2 separate regions of the Homo sapiens genome follow, and region 2 is linked to region 1. The links are chromatin loops, found by intact Hi-C in ENCODE. Cell type or tissue: tibial artery. All regions are shown on one strand. Each heading gives the region's core, and the rest is flanking DNA. Links, peaks and the distances in the headings are about the cores only.

Region 1 (7,710 bases), core at 1,174-6,173:
GCGACTGCCCTGAGCCCTTCTAGAAATTAGCATCTTGGCCGGCCCTGCTTTCCCTACTTGTCCCAACTGGTGCCAGCTCCACTTAGGTGCCCAGGGACGTATGCTGAGTGAAAGAACCAAGTACTAGTGCACAGTCAGGTGCCAGGCAGGGTTCTTGCCCTCTGAAGGCAAAGGTCCTGAAGCTCGGCTGGGGCTGGCAGGTCTGGGTCTCTGTGGACAGGACAGAGGCTGGAGTGGGGACAGGCTCCATCCAGACGAGCATGGAGAGCAGCCCCTCAGAGAAGGAAGCCAGAGTGGGAAGTAGAGGGAGGGGAGAGAGACCAGATGTGCAAGGGGCCAGAGCAGCCCCACAGTAGGCAGAAAGGTGGCAAGGGAGCCAGGCACTGAGTCATGTGGACAGCAGGTCCCAGCAGAGCCTGCCCCAGCCTCATTACCCTCCCCAGTGCTCTGAGATGAATGGTTTGTGGCACACAGGGCAGCTCGGGCCTCTGTGAGGGCTGGGCTTTGCTCATGTGTGAAAGTCTGCAGGTTCCCTGGTTCTGGCCTCTGCCCCTGGCACCATGTGATGTGGCCTTTCACCCTCCGTCAGCTAGGACTGCGGTCAGCACAGACAGGTTGGCCTCGGCAGTATGGGGGTCGGCCCCAGTACCTGGTGGGGAGGTATCTGTCCCCTCTCTGTCCTGGGACCGCTGCATCCCAGCTCTTGCACCAGCTGAGGCCAAGGTGGGTGACCTTAGGGTTCGAATGTGAATCTGGCTCAGGGCCTGGAAGAAATAACTGACCACACATGGGAATGAATGGGTCTTTCCAAAACCACAGGCACCTGGTGGAATCTCAGCAGTGGTAGGGAAACTCAGGGGTCATTTCGCCCACCACTCCTTCATTCTGGAACTGGGGAAACTGAGGCCAAAGAAGGGAAAGGGCTGGGCAAGTTAGGGTTTCCACTGGGGCCAGAACTGAGGGCTCCTGGCTCCCAGTGAAGCCAGCCTCCCTTCTGTGCCACGCTGCGCACCTGTACTGGTGGTGGCTTCTGGGGTCCTTGCCATCCCTCCCGGAGGAAGGGAAACAGCTGCTGCCATGGTTTTCTCCTGGTGGGTTGCCTGTTGCATCCCCAGTTCCTAGACTGGTGCCTGGAGGAACAGGAACTCGATTGTTGAATAAATGATTTAATGCATACTACTTTTTTAATTTTCTGCTCATCTAATTTTCTCATTTTTCTATAATTGTATATTGCTTTTATAATATTTTAAAAACCACCATTTTTACTTTAAGCAACATTGTGTCAACTTCACAAAACCACCTAATGAGGCCGGGTACAGTGGCTCACGCTTGTAATCCCAGCACTTTGGGAGGCTGAGGTGGGCGGATCATGAAGTCAAGAGATCGAGACCATCCTGGCCAACATAGTGAAACCCCGTCTCTACTAAAAATACAAAAATTAGCCAGGCATGGTGGTGTGCGCATATAATCCCAGCTACTCAGGAGGCTGAGGCAGGAGAATTGCTTGAACCTGGGAGGTGGAGGTTGTAGTAAGCCAAGATGGCGCCATTGCACTCCAGCCTGGCGACAGAGCGAGACTCCGTCTCAAAAACAAACAAACAAACAAACAAACAAAAAACAAAAAAAAATCCACCCCCTAAGCAGCAAAATAAACATGAGAAAAGGCTTTATGGACTAGAAAGCCATGTGCAGATTGGGGAGGTGTCCCTAATGCCTGCTCTCCTGCCCAAGGCACGGCTGACACTCAGACAATCAAATCGAGCCGGGCACCCTTCTTGACCGCCACCAACCACTTCCAGTTCTCATGGCCCCACTCCCCCACCTTCCCGCTGGCAAAGGATGGGAGGCTGAGAGGGGAGCTGACCAAGATCCGGCAGAGGAACAAGAGTCTGCTTCTCACCCAGGGAAGGGAAAAACACACAGCAGGGAAGACAAAATGAAAGAAACAGAGACACAAAGAAAAGCTGCAGGGAGTGGGAGGCAGAGAGGCAGAAAGACACGCGGACACTGAGGGCCGAGCAGGAGCGAGGGGCAGCTCTGAAGGTGGCCCCAACACACTCACATACGAGGGCACTCCCCACTCTCAGCTGTGCTCCTGTGTCTCTCCTGGTTAAGATAAAGTTAGAAACAACAAAATGCCACATCTCTTTGAGCAGCAGCCGTCGGCAGAGCTCCATATGGCTGCAGCAGCCAGGAGTCTGAGCTAATAAAAGTTAAAAAAAAAAAAAAAAAGCTGGGAAATGCTCCTGGAGAGCCACGTGGGCACTGCTCAGGGCCGGGTGGGGGTAGGGAGGAGAGCAGGCACCATAGGAGGGGGTCCCCGCCCCTGCTTGGCGCGCCAAGGTCTCTGTTCTCATTCAGAACACCCAGCCCTTCTAGTAATGGTGAGTCCAAGACGCAGCAACCAAATGTGCTGTTTTAGATGCCTGGGCCCTCTCCTACCTCCATTCCAGTTTCTCTTAATGGGAGAGGATATGACAGTCAGTGCTGAAAGTTTGCGTCCCCTCCTCTCCATTCTCAAATGTATATGTTGAAATCCTAACCCCCAAGGTGATGGTATCGGGAGGTGGGGCCTACGGGAGGTGATTCAGTCATAAGGCTAAAGCCCTCATGAATGGGATTGGTGCCCATATAAAAGAGACCCCAGAGAGACCCTTCATTCCTTCCACCATGCCAGAATGCAGCGAGAGGGTACCATCACCAGAAAGCAGCCTCACCACACAGTGAATCTGCCAGCACCTTCATCTTGGACTTTCCAGACTCCAGACTGTGAGAAATAAGTATCTGCTGTTTATAAGCCACCCAGTTTATGGTATTTTGTTATAGCAGCCGGAAAGGACTAAGACAGTCGGCAAGAACAGCCAGGAGGAGCCAGGACAAGCAGTGTGTGTGTGTGTGTGTGTGTGTGTGTGTGTGTGTGTTCGTGTGTGTGTGTGTGTGTGTGTATGCGTGGGCGCGCATGCGTGGTTTTCTTGCAGGGCACCGGCAGCACTGCTCTTGGTGGGGAAGGGGAGACAGATGGCTGGCTGAGGATCCCCACACTGCGGGGAGAATCTCCAATGCTGACCCCACCCCCTCTGCATCCTGATGGAGGAGTTGGAGAAGACCCTGGTCACTGGATAACCCTTCTTCAAGGAGTCTCTCCCCTGCAGACAGGGAGTGGGGATGCAGGGAGGAATCATGGCTTCCACCCCACAGGTTACAGCGGGGTGGGGGAATACCCAGGCCCACGGTCACAGTAGAAACACTTCAGAAGTCTGAGCCAAACCCCGCTGTCTCCTGAGAGAGAACGCCAGGGACAGAGGCTGGAGGAAGTGTGTGCCTGATGGGAAGTTTCAATCCATTCTGTAAGAATTTCCTGAAAACAGACTGTGTGCCAGTTTTTATGGCCTCTGCCCCAGAAAAGCACGCATGGCAATGAAATGACACTGGGGGGAGGGGAGGGTGCACCCACCCTGACGGTCCATGGATGGAGGCCAGGGTACTTTAGGACCTCTGAAGACAGCAAAGCAGTTTCTGGTAATCTCTGAGGAGGTGGCATTTGTTCCAGAAAAAAGGACCCCCCAACCCCATCCCACAGCCTCACCAGACCCTAAAGTCAGAATAACCGGCCCAGCTACAGCCCCTGCGGTCGTGCTTAGCCACTACAGAGGCTGCTATTTCCCCAGCCAGTGTCCCTGGCAGCCTTGGAAACCAATGAAGCAGGCTCTGACACAGGAATCCCTCTGCATCTTTATCACTGGAAAAGCCTCGATCCAGCCCAGGCAGAGAGCGGCGGATTTTAAAAAGGAAGGTTTCTCTTTGTGAAGGAAATGAACATGATTCAGCACAAGAGCCGATCAGGAATGTGGAGGCCAGACTCTCCCATCAGGCTCCGCTCCCCTCCCGCCACCTCGGCAGAGGCCCCAGACTGCACCTGCCGGATGGGATCCCGTAGTGCCACAGAGCCTGGGCACCATGCCACTCCTCTCTCCAAGAACACCACCGCCTGGCAGGCTGCCAGGAACAGCCAAGCCCTGTGGACATCACTCCCAGAAATCCAACCACACGGAAAGCAAACGTGCTGTGTCTCATGACAGTACTAACAAGCCTGGTAAATCAGCCCACAGTTGCACAGCCGTAGCTGGGGAATCCAAGTGCTTTCTGAGGACACACTGACGACAGCAGCAGACACACACGCGTACGCACATCTTCACGGCACACAGACTCACTAAGGTATGCCACGAGCCTACAGGTTTTCAATACCATACAGTGGATAACAGTGGTGGTGGTGGGTCTCCGCCCTCAGGAAGCACTTGACCTTATCTGACAAACAAAAGGAACATCAGGGAAAAACTCTGCATGGATTGAATGCCTCCCAGTGTGGCAGGAACTAAGAGCCACATGGATCTCTGAGCTTCGGCTGACATGCCCAGGAAGGTGGCCCTGGAAAGGTAAGGTGCATTCAGTGGAAACATGAAAAGCATTCCAGGTGGAGGAAGAAGAGCAGGCCCAGCGTAGGGCCCCCCTGCTCGGTGTCTGGTAGCCTTCCAACCTGCTTGCCTAAAGAAGTGTTCTTAGGTGGAGGTGGAAGGAAAAAGGTGACCTTCTGAGGTCATTATGCTCATCTTTCTGCTTCTAGGTAGTAACGACCTGTCCAGTCTCCACATCTCCAGGGAGTCTCCAGGTGTCTGTCCATTGCTCAGCTCCACTTGAGGGGTGAGTTAAACTCTTAGGTCCTGGCTCTGTGGCCCAGGCTGGAGTGCAGAGGCTTGATCTCGGCTCACTGCAACCTCTGCTTCCCAAGCTCAAGCCATCCTCCTACCTCAGTCTCCCAAGTAGCTGGGACTACAGGTGCACACTACCACACTTGGCTAGTTTTTGTATTTGCATTTGTAGAGACAGCCATGTTGCTCAGGCTGGTCTTGAACTGGTGAGCTCAAGTCATCTGCCTGCCTCAGCCTCCTAAAGTACTGGGATTACAGGTGTGAGCATTTCGCCTGGCCTCAGTGGTTCTTGTTGGCATTAGCTGATGTGGTTCCTGTTCCCAGGTGCAGAGTGAAGCCAGCCTCACCACCCCAGACAGCAGCAGGAACCAGGATTCCAGGCCCTAGCCATACCACTGGGAGGCCCAAACAAGTTAACATAGGAACAGCCCTGCTTAAGAGGTGTGCGCCACACTTCGAGTAAACCAACCCCATCAGCCTCTTCTCATGGGAAAGCTGGGGTGCTGGTGAACACGAAGACAGGGGCTACCTCAGCTGGGTGTATCCCAGGGAAACAGACGCCTTTTTCTGCTGCTCCATGACGCAGGCCGACAGCTCAGTCTAAAATTTTGAGGACTCAGGGAAACTGCTGGGGTGAAGAGATGACAGCTCACCCTCAAGGTGGCCTGGCACTTGCCCTCTCTCAATGGCGGAAGGTTATTTCTTCTCCAGGGCTCCTTAAAGACAGCAGGCCTGAGCCCAAGGGGAAGGACATCTGGGGAAGGGGAAAGCCTGGAAGGATGGCGGCCAGGAAAGGGCAGAGGAATGGCCTCTCCCATCCAAAGCTGGCTTGTTTTATCTCCACGAGCATTCGCTCCAGATGCTTCTAAATGTGCAGTGAGTTTTTGATCCAGACTGAACCCTGGCCAGGTAGATGGAATCCAAAAAATTCTTGGGCCATGCCTGAGAAAGGATGCCACAACCCTGCCCCTACTGGGGCCAGACCCAAAGTGAGTAAGGCAGATTCTCCTGTTTCACAGTCACCAAGAGAATGTGTCTTGAATGGCAGCACCAACACCATTTCATTCACTTTGTAGCATTTGCTGTGCTCAGTACCCCAGATCCCTCTTTGGGAAACAAAGAAACACAACTCAGAGAGGTTATCTGCTGGGCCCAAGGTCACAGCTGACTGAGGACCGGAAGGCGAGCTGCCTACTTGATCCTTGGCCCTGGACTCTTCTCAGATTACACTTATCTTAAAGGGAAGGGGATTACTTTCTGTTCCTTCAAGGCAGCTGCCTGGCATCCTGCCTGCACCCCTGGCCACAGCTCAGGGTCATTTGTGCTGAATGAGGCCTCCTGATACCTCTCCAGCAAGTGACAAGCTGGAGAGACGCCCTCCAAATCTTAGATGCTGAAGAGGGGCATTCAGAAGAAGTGGCACCAGCAGCCACAATCCTTCAGCCCACCGTGAACTGCCACACATGCACCCGGGTCAGGTCCCTGTTTCCAGATCCCCAGCCTGGAGCAAGTCACAGCAGGGAGAAGGGTGGTATTGGACTGGAGCAGAGATTCTGAGCTTGGAGTCTGTAGCTGGGTTTCAGGGGCTTTGTGAACCCTCCGAAATTGCCTGTGAGATTGCGTGAGTCAGTGCATTTGCCTGGGAAGATTGTGTGTAGCTTTTTCAGAGCCTCAAAAAGATCAAGGACTCAAAGAGGCTAAGAAGCACAGGAACAAAGGCTCCCGAGTCCCCACCAGCCATATGGCTCTGGGCATACACAAATCCAGCAGCCAAACCCAAGTTATCAAATGCAGGAGAACATGCTGTGTGAATGGAGGTGAGGGCTACTGTCCTCGCTGCTGCCCCTCCCTGGTTCTGTGCCTGCTCATTGACTCCCACCCCAGAGGCCTGCATGACATTCCTGCAGAACAGGGTGCCCCACGCTTTGCAGACCCCTGTCTTTACTGGCTGTCTTGCTGAGGAAGAGGTTCTTGCTGGTCTGACCCCTGTGAGGCTTGTGTGTTCTCAAGGCTCTCACTAGCTGCTCATTCCCTTTCTGAACATCACCACCACCAGACTAGAGAAGGAAACTGGAATGGAAAGGAAAATGCAATTTTGGAGAAAGAGCCACTTCAGTGCACAGCACAAATCCAGCTGGACATTCCTCCAAATGGCCTCAGGGTCCTAGAAAGCCACCTCTCTGTCATAGGCAAGTGAACACTCCTGTGCTCCACTCCCACACTGCTCAAGGCCCATGACCACTTTCGGGAGGGGTCCTGCTCCATCCGTTCCAGGCCACACAGGGCAGCTCCAGGCCCACGGCCCTTGCATCCCCAGCCAGGGGTTAAGGGAGCCCAACAGGAGCCCAGAAGCCCAGAGCCTGAGGACCTGCTGCTTTCACAGAAAAGGGGGAAGTCTGATAAGCCCCCTCCCACCCCCCCATCAGCCCTCCCAGTCCTGCAGCTGAGGCGGGTACCAGGACACCAATAAGACCCATGTGCAGATGTCTGAGGAAATGCTTCTTGTTTCAAGGATCCCACAGTGGGGCTGCAGGGGCTTATCTACTCTCCCTCAAGGCAGGGAGAAGCTCAGTGTCCCCAGGATGTGGAATCACACTCAGCCCTACAGGGACTGGGGAGCCCAAAGTATCTGCCCACTTTGGGTCCAGTCTCCTCCCGTGGGCCTCCAAGCGGCCCTCCATCATGCAAGCTTCGCTCTGGTCTTGCACCCTCCAAGAAGTGCTTGCCAGCTCCCTCTGTTCTTCTGTATCCCCCAAAGCACCCATTGCAGGGTGGGGGAAACAGCATGTGATCAGGAAAACCTTACTGTATGGTGTGTAAATAGGATACCATGGTCTGGAAAACCCAATATTCTGTTTAAAAGTGAAAGAGTTACTATAAAGGCCATATGTCAGCTTCCAATTTTCAAAAGACAAAGAAATACACACTGCTAAAGTTCAGTGGTGCATAATGTCATCTTTCTTTGATGACTGAACTCAGAGAAGGCACATGGGGATCCAGCAGC
Region 2 (5,388 bases), core at 1-5,000, 1.2 Mb after region 1:
CCAGGCAAAGGCTCAGAGGCAGAAAGTGCAGGAGTGTGTTGTGGGTGGGGAGGCTACCAGGCACCTGGTGTGTGCCCGGGGAGAAGTCAGAAAAAGGCCTGGCCTCGGGGGGCCCAGGAAGTGGCTTCCAGAGGTGGGGAGAAGGCAAAAGAGAGGACTAAACCCTTTAGTCTGTTTGAGGGAACTCCAGCCCCCAGCATGTTGCTCTCTGGGGGATCCAGCAGGGCCAGGTGGGCAGTGGGAGCACCCTAGCCCCAGGTGCTACCTTCCAGCCTGGGGCCAAGCCTTTTCCCTTTCTCTCATTTGCAGCTTTCTGATAGGTGGGAAAGAGAAGCAGGAAAAAAGAGCAGAGGAAAAACAATATTTTCATTTCAAACACAGATAGGGGTGAGGGAGGCGGGAAGTAATCTGGTTTATGATACCTTTGAGACAAGCACAGAAAATCCCCACCGTGGCCCGAAATAGCACTAAAACAGACGTTTTGCCAAATCAGACTTAATTGAGTGGCTCTCTTCTTGACTCCAGCAGGATGTGGCTGGAGCTGGCTTTGTTCCCTTGGGGTGACACTGTCCCCTGGGGCCCCTGCCCTGGCTAATTAAACAAAGAGGACCTGGTCTCCTAGGCAGGACAGGAGCCTGGGGAGCTGAACTTGACAGCCCTTGGCCTCTGCCTGAGAGGGCCAGAAATGGTTACAGGGGTTGGGAAGGTGGGGGGTTCCTGACAGGAGGGCCAACTGAGTGAAAGCATTGGTGGGAGAGGCCTGGTTCCTCTAATATGTGAATATCTGTCTCTTTGGATGCTGAAAGGGATGGAGAAAAGCCAGCATTGAGTGCCTACTATTGTGCCAGGCATTGGGTGGTCCTCGCTAAGTCTTATTAACTGCCCTATATCCATTATCAAGGAAACTGAAGCACAGAGAGGTTAAGTGATCTGCCTGAGGTCACACAGCAACCAAGTGGCAGAGCTAGGATTAGAAATCACATCCGCAGGCTCCAAAGCCAGGCCCTGCCTGCTGCTTACCCCCTTCCCCATGTTAGTCACTCATCCATTCGGGAGCTAATTCCTGGCTATGAAATAATATTGTGACCTTGTGGGAAGTGAAGGCTTGCAGTCAGACAGCCATGAGCTTGGCTTCTGACCAAAGCAGTTTTTCTTTTCATGGTTTTCTCCCTCAGAACCTCCTCTTTCCTCATCTATCAAGTGGGCATAATCATGCCTTTATCCTGGAGTTGCTGTAAGGGTTAAATTCAGCACAGAAAGGGATGGAAGGGGAAGGAGGAGGTCCTTGGGCCACCCAGCTTGGCAGGGTGCAATAAAAGAGTCCTAGGTAGAGGGAGCCAGGCAAGATTGCAATATCTCTGTGCCTATCAGTGTTGGGTTTCTTTATTTGAAAGGGGAGAGAGGGCAGACTCCACTCTGCAGGTAGAGAAGGTGGTGTGGAATGCGGGTATTTATTTTTCTTTGCCTGTGAAAGCCCTGTTTTCGCTCAGGCTGTGTAGGGCTTCCCGACACTGCCATGGGTGCGCACATCTGCACACTCTGGGGTGCCTGCCATGCAGAGGCATCTGCCCAGGGTGGGCACTGAGGGCATCCACCATGTGACGCCCCCGTGCAGCCTGTAAGCTCTCATCACAGTGCCTGGGATACCTGGGAGTCCCCAGAAAGAGTGAGGATGGGTGAGGGCCATGAAACCAGGGCATCATTCCTCCACCTCCTCTGATCAGGCCCTCCTGGTCCCATTCATCTCCTTATCTCCTGGCAGCCAGTGGGTTGCTGGGAAGGCAGGGGCAGCCTTCCTGATTGACAAACAAAACAAGCTTGATCACAAAAGGAGAGGGGAGACTGGCTGGGCCTCTCCAGCTCCCCTCCCCGTGCCCCAGGCATCTTTCTTGCTCCACCCAACTGGCACCCTACATTCTAAGATGCTGCGAGGGGGCTCCAAAGCCATTGTCGAAGGTCAGGCCACCCAGGCTAGGAGCCCCTTGCACTGGGGAGGTGGATTCAAGGAGTGATGGGGTTGCCATGAGGCGGCGCTTGCTGCAATGGCCGCCCCTCCTTCCCTTCAGCTGGCTGGGCAGGCAGCTTGGAGAGGAAGCCAGGCGGCAGGTAGCTGAGAAAGACATCGGATCCAGGGGGAGCAGCAGAGAAAGCAAACAAACAGGGCTTTGTGTGGCTGCAGATTGGCGGCTCAGAAGGGAAGCCAGGCCTGTGGTAGGGGGAAGGGAGAGGAAGGAACGGGAGACCAGGCCATTGCTCTGGGCCAGAGATCGGCGGCTGGACCAGCCCGGGCTGGGCGGCCGGGAAGTAGCGAGTGCCACTACGTGTGGACAGGCATCTGGAGTCACAGCCTGGCCGAGTCCCAGCTCTGCCACTTCACTCCTTAACAGATCTGGGCTTGTTTGCCCACCTAATCTGGGCAGTCATTCACACGTAGGACTCGCTGGCTTAGGAGGAGAGTCACCTGTCCTGGCCCAGTCAGTGTCTGCTCTCATCCTACCCTTGTCCCGTCATTGCTGGCAGGACACAGAATCAAAGGGATTCAGGGTCTCCTGGGAGCTGCTAGCCTTGCCGGGTCTCCTGGGAGGGCAGCGACTTCTGCTTAGATCTGTGGGCACTTTGGAGTCTTTGACCGGGGAGGCAGCCGTGCTGAGGGGAAACGGGTTCTCTGCCCAATAACGGATGCCTGGGGTGTAGGTGGGCAGAGGCTGGCATCAGGCCTGAGGAACCAAACTGCCCCCTCCTCGTCGCGGTGGAGACGCACGAGGTGCGGGGAGGAACATAGCCAGGAAGACGGGCCTTCCTGTGGGGAGGGAGGGGCATCTTTTCTGGGGTGTGAGTCACATTCTGGATCCCAGCGAGGGCAGCCCCCAACCTGGCCCACCTCTCAGAGGGCTGGGAGGGCCCGGGCCTCGAGGAAAGGCATAGGTAGGAGCTGTCAGGCCAGACGCCCGGGCAGCTCCACGCTCGCCTCCGAGGCCATTTCCTTTCCTCTCTCCCCGACCTCGAGAAGGGGCGGCGAGAGGGCAAATGCCCGCGCTTCCTGCCGGTCCCGCCCCTCCCCGCCCGCGGCGCCCACCATCTTGGCCGCGCCGGAGCCTCCTCCGCGGTGGCGTCCCACAGGCCGCGGTCGGGGCCCGCGACGCCGACGCCGGGAGGGGGCCCGGGACCTTCGGGGCGCTGAGGCCAGGCGGGGGGCGAGGCGGGGCGGGCCGCTCGCGTCGCCATGGCAGCGCCCGGCCCGGCATGCTTCGCGGGGCCGCGGGGCGGGGCGGGGTGCTGAGGCCCCGCCCCCTGGCGGATCCCGGGTCTTTTTCCGGGAACGCGGGGGCTTCCAGTCCCAGCGTTGCGGCCGGCGCTTGCGGGTTACCGGGCCAGGCGGCGCGCATCTCTGGGCCTCGTTCTCCCACTCCCTGGATGTTTGGGGATAATGAAAGAGAGTCTGTGCGGGTTAGCCTCGGGACGGGCTCTGCTTACCGAGCCCGGCAACCCCACGGCAGGGGCCTCGGGAAGCCGCTTCCGAGGGCCAGGATAATGGGGAGACTGGACCCCTACCGCTTGGGGGCTATTAAAAGTGGAGGCCAGGCGGCCTCTCAGCTGCAGTCTCTGGGTCTCGAGCTCTTCCCCGGAACTGTCCATGGGTCAGTGAGGACCTACCCTTTGCCCTAGGGCAGGAGAAAGAAGGGGGCCGGGACTGCACACCTCACCCGGTCCAGGCCTGGACCCTGCAACCTCGGCCGGCCTCCCTCCAGCCCAGGAGCACAGGCCTCCCCTAGTTGGCAGTCGTTGGACTGTCTGGCTGGGAGGCACATTCCTACCTCCTGAGCTCGGGCACCCCGCCTGCCCTGGGGGAGCCTCTTCCAGAACTTTGCTGCCAACACTGCCCTGTCCCCACCCGGCCTTCTCGTGCCCTAAGTCCCTAGTTACTACTCCACAGCCGCCTTCTTTCCCCTGGTCTTTCTCTCTCTCTTTTTTTTTTTTTGAGCTAGAGTCTCCCTTTGTCGCCCAGGCTGTAGTGCAGTGGCGTAATCTCCGCTCACTGCAACCTCCGGTTCCCAAGTTCAAGCGATTCTCCTGCCTCAGCCTCCCGAGTAGCTGAGATTACAGGCACTTACCACGGCTAATTTTTTTGTATTTTTAGTAGAGACGAGGTTTCACCTCGTTGGCCAGGCTGGTTCCAAACTCCTGACCTCAAGTAATCCTCCCACCTTCGCCTCCCTAAGTACTGGGATTGCAGGTGTGAGCCACTATGCCCGGCCTCCCCTAGTCTCTTAAGAGGCACCGATTCAGCTACCCTTTGTCACCTCCTACCTGTACTGAGTAGGCAGCTAAATTGAATGTCGGCCTTTGGGTCTCCGAAGGGAGGCTGTATGCTGGTTGAGAGGCTGTCCTCGCGCCTTTCTCCCTCCTCACCCAGGGCACATGCACAAAGAGGCTGAGAATCGGCTACAGTTGCAGCAGAAGAGACTCAGGGTTGCCATCGGAAAGAACTTCCCAGTCCTAAGCATTTTGTTCTTAGTGAAATTGTCAGATTATTGATATGTTGGTTGTAGAGATATCCAAAAATACAAGAAAAAAGTAAAAACTTTATAATTCCACCAGCAGTATATAACTACTGTCAACATACTTTCTGTAGATGTATGATAAACCACTTATGATACATCTACGGAGTCATGCTGTATATTTGGTTTTGTAAGGCACTTGGTGGTTTTAATAGCTTTTTTCTCACTATAAAAGGAGGACAGGCTTATTATAGACTTTTGGAAAATATGACAAATTAAAAAAAAATTCACCCGTACTCTCAGTCTCCAAAGGCAGCCACAGTTGTCTTCCCTCAACCCCCCCACCACCCGTTCATGGGGTTTTTCGCTTTGTGTTTTTTGTCTGTTTAGGTATGCCATCATTACTTCTGTATATAGCAGTTGATATTCCGCTTTTCTTACTTAATGCTGTTTAAGATGCTCCTGAACCACGTTCTTGGGAGAACTTCCGAGATGAGGCAGACATTTCTGGGGGTGATTTGTTGGACTGGCTGTTCACTTTCTGAGTTTGTCCTCTCCCTACCTGTAGCCCCCCGACAGAGCCCTTCTCCATTGCCAGTAACCAATGATATGCAGCTTGGGTCAGGGGGTCCTGCTTGCTGGGGGCCCAGGAGGCTGCCTAGTGTGGACAGGGACATGCAAGACTCATGGCCCGATGCTGAGATCTGGGCTCCAATAGTAAGGGGCTTTACTCTGGCCCAGATATGCCAGGTTTCAGGGAGGTCTCAGACCTTGGCCTCATCCTCATTCGGGGCCTCCTTTGCCTGGGCACACTCAGACCCGAGGCCCCTTGTCGATCCTGTGACCCACCTTCTGCTTTGACTTCCTAGGAGTTGGTTTCTGCTGCCCT

Evidence for each region. Hi-C counts contacts between places; a loop is a spot of excess contacts. Peaks named below come from ENCODE experiments on the same cell type or tissue, not always from the same donor. Only the 100,000 strongest peaks of a DNase experiment are listed, where the experiment ranks them.
Region 2: a loop joins it to region 1, with 15 times the contacts of the local background. A loop is called at or near these places in 1 of 110 quality-filtered maps.

Annotation. Positions count from the first base shown.
Region 1 is chr17:16,482,749-16,490,458 of GRCh38, forward strand. The region is part of intron 1 of LRRC75A (leucine rich repeat containing 75A); the gene reads right to left. LOC124903936 (a long non-coding RNA gene) reads left to right here and starts at 2,906. Exons shown (of 3, transcript XR_007065641.1): 1 at 2,906-4,433; 2 at 4,622-4,698. RefSeq lists enhancers at 307-1,123, 1,380-2,306, 3,232-4,157, 4,158-5,082. In tibial artery, for the core only: no CTCF peak of the experiment used is centred there; DNase peaks (open chromatin) are centred at 3,792 and 3,993; H3K4me3 peaks cover 871 bases; H3K27ac peaks cover 1,622 bases.
Region 2 is chr17:17,691,566-17,696,953 of GRCh38, forward strand. All of the region lies in intron 1 of RAI1 (retinoic acid induced 1), which reads left to right. Among named protein-coding and RNA genes, the nearest start is that of RAI1, 13 kb to the left of the region's middle. RefSeq lists enhancers at 1,391-2,105, 2,106-2,818 and a silencer at 3,017-3,446. In tibial artery, for the core only: no CTCF peak of the experiment used is centred there; DNase peaks (open chromatin) are centred at 2,466 and 2,821; H3K4me3 peaks cover 2,244 bases; H3K27ac peaks cover 5,000 bases.